Regions from separate parts of the Homo sapiens genome. Here region 1 is linked to region 2. Evidence: chromatin contacts called from ENCODE Hi-C or POLR2A ChIA-PET data. All regions are on one chromosome and are shown on one strand. The core of a region is the stretch at or near the end of the contact, and the rest is flanking DNA. Distances in the headings are between cores, read along the strand shown.

Region 1 (2,981 bases), core at 133-2,632, 90 kb after region 2:
CACCGCGCCAGGCCTGAGCTACTTCTTTAGTCTCTGGAAAGACTGCGGCTCAGAGAAATCAACGCTTTACATGCCATCTCTCCCCTAGTCCCAAGGTCTTCTCTGGACTGGTTCCTTAATTTACCATCTCTCAATCAGAAGCGCCTTTACAAAGGATATCAGGATAGTATTTTTTGGTCAAAGATAACTCTTCCCCCAGAACTCAGTAGGGTCTCTGATGGCATCAGTAAGGGCAATTTCATAAAGCAACCAGGTTCCTGCCTGTTTACAGGCAGCTCCAGTTGTTGGGAAGTGAGCAAGCAAGTGAGGGGAAGCCAGACTTTCTGGAGCTTCCAGCCCTAGTTCTGCCACCCAGGCTTCGGGAGGGCCCCACAAAGTCTGAAATCTACGTGCCCCACCCCCCAAAGCCCCTTCCAGCCCAGGTTCTGGTTTAGCACTAGGCTCAAGAACCTCAGGCCTGAATTCTACTTCCCGTGCATTAAGTCCCACCTTAACATCCCATTCTTATGAAGTCATCCTGTCCTGCGGGGCAATTCTGTGTTGCTGCTGGGGCCTGGTCACTGATAGAGAAGGGCGTGGGCTGGGCCTACCCGGCAGGAGCCGCCTCACCCCATCAGGCCCAGATCCTCTAAGACAAGACAGGGATAAAGTCTCCCGTGGAATCCCCTCCCGCCTCATATTCCCTGACCCTGCCCTCCCTGCGAGAACTCCAGTCCGGGCTCCACAAAGGGCGCGGTAAGAAACGTACACTTCCGAGGGGCAGACAAGGAGGGGGCGTTCACCTACACCCCGGCCGGGCTATGGTCGGGAACAGGGTGAGGGGCCCAAGCCCCGGCTGCGGCAGGCGGGCGCCCTTACCCATGCTGACTCTGGAGCGGGCCGGGTGGCGCTGCCCATCCCCGGATCCTTCGTAGGTGGGTAGCAGGACGTGGGGCTGGGGTCTGCCCGCTAGCCAGCCTGCAGAGCTTGCGGGGCTCGCGCAGGCCGGGCCAGGCTAGACGGGGCGGGGCCCTAAGGCCCCATCCGGACGGTCCTGACTAGAGAAAAAGGCCTGGCCATGGCGCAGGCCGGTGCACCAGCCACCAGCACGGTACGGCCCAGATAGGCGCCCGGCTGGCTCTCTGTGCGTTACCCCCGGCCGCCGCCTCACAGGACCGGCGGGAGGCGGAGCCGCGCGCGACACATGGCCCGGGCCCCGCGCGGCTTCGGGCCGCCGGGGGGGGGGGAGGGGAGGGGCCGCCCGGGGACTCTCAGCGGAGCCTCCCGGCAGCCCAGAGAGCGGCTCCTGCGGCCCAGCCCCCGCCCCGGCGTGCTGGCCCCGACACTCACCCGAGGGGCTGGCACGATGGCGGCAGCGGCAGCGGCAACCCAGCGCGGTCTGCGGCCGACTGTCCCTTCCCCCCTGCCTTCCTTCGCCCGCCCCGCTGCACTCTGGGAGACGCAGTCCCACCGCCCCCCCTTTCCGGCATGAGCGCGCCGAGAGAAAACTACAATTCCCGGCGTGCTATGCGCGGAGGCCCAGACACGGCCCGCAGCGCGGGAGGTGAGGCTAAGCCAGGGAGGGAGGCTGCCGGGGCAAGCCCCTGAGAATTGTGGTCTAGCGGAAGCCTCTGGAACACTAGAGGTTGGCGCCAGGCTAGGGTCAGGGCTCAGTTGTCTCCTGGTCTCAGCTGGCTCGGCCCCGCCCAGTCTGTGCACTGGGGTGGGGGTTGGCCCCGCCTCCGTGGGAGCCCAGCCCGGCCCCAAGCTGGCCCAGCTGCCCCTCCCTGGGCCCCTGGGCCGTTTCCGCTCACGAAACCCCCTCCCCTTGGGGCTATGGCTGCCGCTGTTACTCTTCCGAGCTGTGTGGCCTTAACCAGCCCGGGCGGAACGCACAGCTCCTGCAATCCCAACATTCGTGCGCCTGCACCTCGGCGAGTCGGGCCCAAAGCTGGTTTCGAGCAGGCTAGGCTATTCTTGGGCCGGAGACTCAAATGTCCCTCAGGTGGGGCTTGGTTGGAGAGGTTACCCTCAAACTTCTACAGTCAGGGGTCCCCCCAAAACATTCTGTAAGGTTTTTTTGCAGCAGATAGAGCAGCTAAGTGTTTCATTTTTATTAATGAGGAAAGAGAAATGACTGACTTACCCAAAATTTCGCTGTGATTTAAGTGACCAGATTGTAAATAGTTCTCTTCCTACCCATTGCCCTTTCCTTTCAACGCCCATTTGTTTTCTTGGTAACACAAACATTTGTGGTAAGGCCAGTCTCTAGGTCAGACCTGTGCTTGGCAAAGAGATCTGCAGCCAACTTGGGGTACCACAGGTAAGGGAAATGGCTACAAGGCCTCTCCAGGCAACTCCTAGCCTTCCTTCCTGGCCGGAGGTCTCTCAGTACTCCTGTTCTTCCACAAGAGTTTTGCACCTTCCCCCACCCACAGGCTACCCCTCCAAGAGATGGCTGGTAAGACCGGACCACACTTCTGTTTTTTAAATCTCAGGTCTGTCAACACTACACTTTGCCTGACTAGATGCTTATTACTCAGCTAGTGAGAACTCTGCATTGCCCCGCTTATACATCTGCATCTGGGATCTCCCTTGCTCTGTGAACTGTCTTCTTCTCCCTAAGAAGCCAAAACACTGCCCATAACCTCCAGACACCAGGGAGGGTCCAGGGAGTACTGCTGAGAGCCTCAAGGGAGCCAATGCAGAAACAGCAGAAGTCCCTTCAATAAATAGGAGCTCAAGGATACACTGAAGAGCATGGCTGGATCCTGGAAAAGGCCTTGCTCCGACCGGGAAGATGTGAGACTGGCCCAATAGGAGCAACAAAGGGCACTGCAGTGCTTCCACCACCTGATTACCAGCCAGATCTAACCCTAGGAAGACAGAGGTCCAGTCCATCCCCCAACCAGCCACCTACACAACCTATGTCTCACTCCTTCCCCACCACTTTCCCAACTCAGTGCTAAGGGACTAGAAGGGAAACAGAGACTTGAGTTTTA
Region 2 (3,324 bases), core at 650-3,149:
AGCCGAGATTGCGCCACTGCAGTCCGCAGTCCGGCCTGGGCGACAGAGCGAGACTCCGTCTCAAAAAAAAAAAAAGACTTGGGTTTGACTTGATTGAGCCCAGGAGTTCGAGACAAGCCTGGGCAATATAGTGAGACCTCATCTCTACAAAAATTTTAAAAATTAGCCTGGTGCGGTGGCTCATGCCTGTAATCCCAGCACTCTGGGAGGCCGAGGTGGGCGGATCACTTGAGGTCAGAAGTTTGAGACCACCCTGACCAACATGGAGAAACCCCGTCTCTACTAAAAATACAAAATTAGCCGGGCATGGTGGCGCATGCCTGTAATCCCAGCTACTCGGGAGGCTGAGGCAGGAGAATTGTTTGAACCTGGGAGGTGGACGTTGCGGTGAGCCAAGATCACACTATTGCACTCCAGCCTGGGCAACAAGAGCAAAACTCCGTCTCAAAAAAAAAAATTTATTTTTAAATTAGCCAGGTGTAGCCACAGCTGTAGTCAAATCTACTAGGCAGGCTGAGGTGGGAGGATTGCTTGAACCTGGGAGGCAGAGGTTGCAGTGAGCCAAGATGGTGCCACGGCATTCCAGCCTGAGCAACAGCAAGACCCTGTGTCCAAAAAAAAAAAAAAAAAAAACCGTAAAATAGGCCAGGCACAGTGGTTCATGGTTATAAGCCTAGCACTTTGGAAGGCTGAGGAGGGTGGATCGCCTGAGCTCAGGAGTTCAAGACCAGCCTGGGCAACACGGTGAAACCCCATCTCTACCAAAAAAAAAAAAAAAAAAAAAAATTAGCCAGGCATGGTGGTGTGTGCCTGTGGTCCCAGCTACTCAGGAGGCTGAGGTGGAAGAGTGCTTGTGCCTGGGAGGCAGAGGTTCCAGTGAACCGAGATCACACCATTGTACTCCAGCCTGGGCAACAGAGTAAGACCCCATCTCAAAAAAAAAAAAAAAAAATTAAGATAAACCCTTTGGCAGCTGCGTGCTGCTCTTAGCCTCAAACCCAAGTCTTTTTTTTCCCCCTTTGAGACGGGGTCTATTGCCCAGGCTGGAGTGCAATGGTATGATCCATACTCACTGCAGCCCCGAACTCCTGGGCTTCCAAAGTGCTGGGATTACAGGTGTGAGCCACCAGGCCCAGACTGCTGAAGGGTTTAAACCAGAGAAAGAATGTGACCAGATTTCCAATTTAGAAAGACCCGCTCTCTGCAGGGTAAGGAGTAGCCTGGGGGTCGGGGGGCGGGGGGCAAGAATTGCAAGGTAACCAGGGAGGCCAGTGCAATGTCCAGGTGGGAGAGGATGCTAGCTGAGACTAGAAGTGCTAGGAAAAGGATGTGTGCAGACAAGAGGTCACTGGGGAGGTGAAATAACAAGGCTTGGCCATGAGTGGAACCCAACACCCATGGTGCCCTCTTGAGAGAGGGAAGATGGCACCTGAGATGGAAGATGGAAAGACCAGGGTCCCTGTGACTGAGGACTGAGCCTCTGTTTGAGGTTTTTGCAGAGGAGTAAAGGCAACAAAAGAGGCAAGAGTTGGAAGAAAGGTGACAAGGAACAAAAGTCAGCTATGCCTGATGCTACTGGGTGGCCAGCAACAATGCTGACTTGGCCAAGGCTCTGAGAGCTTTACTATGCTGGGACTGGAGGTCAGAGTTGAGGCTAGGGTAAGAGCAAGGGGCTCAGATGGAGGGGGAGGAGGACCTGAACAAGTCCAGAAGGGAAGAGATTTGTCCCTCTATCCAACAGAGTACCCAGTGAGCAGCACAGAGGGCACAGCAAGGGACATCACCCGGTTCCCCAAATGCTCAGAGCCACAAGTGAAGCCAAAAGTGAAAGACAAGATGCAGAAAACCGCCACGGGCCTTTGAGGAAGGGTAAAGGCGAAAGCGAAAGCAGGAAGTACAGACGTGAAGCCTAGCAGAGGACTTTTTAGCTGCTCACTGGCCCCGCTTGTCTGGCCGACTCATCCGCCCGCGACCCCTAATCCCCTCTGCCTGCCCCAAGATGCTGAAGCCAGCCCTGGAGCCCCGAGGGGGCTTCTCCTTCGAGAACTGCCAAAGGTGAAGCGGGGGCGCGGGGGGCGGTCACTCCTGAGCCGCCTCTGCTTGCTCGTGGCCTTTTTTCCTGGCTGGGGGTGGGGGAGGGTGTGTTGGTCGACTTGGGTTCCAGGCTTACCCCGGAAGATGAGGGAGACGGGGACCAGGTTAGGGGAAGCAACAGGGGTCTTGAAAGCAGAGCCGAAACATGGGCGCCCTCCTCCGTTTCCAGAAATGCATCATTGGAACGCGTCCTCCCGGGGCTCAAGGTCCCTCACGCACGCAAGACCGGGACCACCATCGCGGGCCTGGTGTTCCAAGTGAGCAGCGGGGAGGGACGGGGAGCTGGAGGGGAGCCGAGAGTATCGAGCAGGCACTGAAGCTGCGGTCCCTCCCTCTCCTCAGGACGGGGTCATTCTGGGCGCCGATACGCGAGCCACTAACGATTCGGTCGTGGCGGACAAGAGCTGCGAGAAGATCCACTTCATCGCCCCCAAAATCTAGTGAGACTCCCGAGCCCAGTTCCCGTACGCAAAAAAGAACGGCCCCCTCGTTCCCACTCCGGTCCCCGCACGTCCCAGCCCTGCCCACACCGATCCTCCCTTTTGCCTCAGCTGCTGTGGGGCTGGAGTAGCCGCGGACGCCGAGATGACCACACGGATGGTGGCGTCCAAGATGGAGCTACACGCGTTATCTACGGGCCGCGAGCCCCGCGTGGCCACGGTCACTCGCATCCTGCGCCAGACGCTCTTCAGGTGCGGGGGCAGGGCTAACAGGACCCCGGCAGGGGTAGTTACGGGGTTGGGGCCATTGGAAGGCGGGACAGAAAGAAGGGCGGGACCGCGACGGGCCAGGTGACCGGAAGAGGCCGGCCCAAGAGAACCTGGGCTACAGGAAAAGGCGATGTCAGTCATCGGGCGCCAGCCCACAGGAAGGGGCGGGGATAGCACCTAGGAGCTGGGCATAGAGAGGTGGGGCCTAGGCCCCAGCTTGTGGCCGACCCCGCCCATCCTCGAGCAGGTACCAGGGCCACGTGGGTGCATCGCTGATCGTGGGCGGCGTAGACCTGACTGGACCGCAGCTCTACGGTGTGCATCCCCATGGCTCCTACAGCCGTCTGCCCTTCACAGCCCTGGGTGAGCGCTTCTGTCCCTTCTCCTCGAACTCTGCCCCTGTGACCTTGGCCTCACTCCAAACGGCGTCGCAGCGGTTGACTTCAGATGCTTCTCCTGCCTTCAGGCTCTGGTCAGGACGCGGCCCTGGCGGTGCTAGAAGACCGGTTCCAGCCGAACA

What was found. A loop is a pair of places that touch in the nucleus more often than their neighbours do. ChIA-PET counts read pairs that join two places held with the same protein, here RNA polymerase II (POLR2A). Pooled maps may share reads with other maps.
Region 1: a map of B cell shows a loop between it and region 2 (11-fold over the local background). The contact joins the promoter of NUTF2 here to the promoter of PSMB10 in region 2. A Hi-C loop is called at or near these places in 30 of 168 maps with a recorded cell type or tissue (B cell, CD4-positive, alpha-beta T cell, CD4-positive, alpha-beta memory T cell and 24 more), 24 of 37 single-sample maps with no recorded cell type and 27 of 50 pooled maps. POLR2A ChIA-PET finds 5 or more read pairs at or near these places in 34 of 52 experiments (AG04449, AG04450, B cell and 27 more).

Annotation. Positions count from the first base shown.
Region 1 is chr16:67,845,334-67,848,314 of GRCh38, reverse strand. NUTF2 (nuclear transport factor 2) reads right to left here and starts at 1,382. Exons shown (of 5, transcript NM_005796.3): 1 at 1,330-1,382. It overlaps CENPT (centromere protein T), which reads left to right and starts at 622. Exons shown (of 16, transcript NM_025082.4): 1 at 622-914. RefSeq lists an enhancer at 497-606 and silencers at 1,077-1,426, 1,627-1,896.
Region 2 is chr16:67,935,425-67,938,748 of GRCh38, reverse strand. It overlaps PSMB10 (proteasome 20S subunit beta 10), which reads left to right and starts at 1,899. Exons shown (of 8, transcript NM_002801.4): 1 at 1,899-2,055; 2 at 2,264-2,351; 3 at 2,437-2,534; 4 at 2,646-2,786; 5 at 3,052-3,167; 6 at 3,271-3,324. The coding sequence starts at 2,000. RefSeq lists enhancers at 1,720-1,969, 2,220-2,499, 2,790-2,979, 3,130-3,324.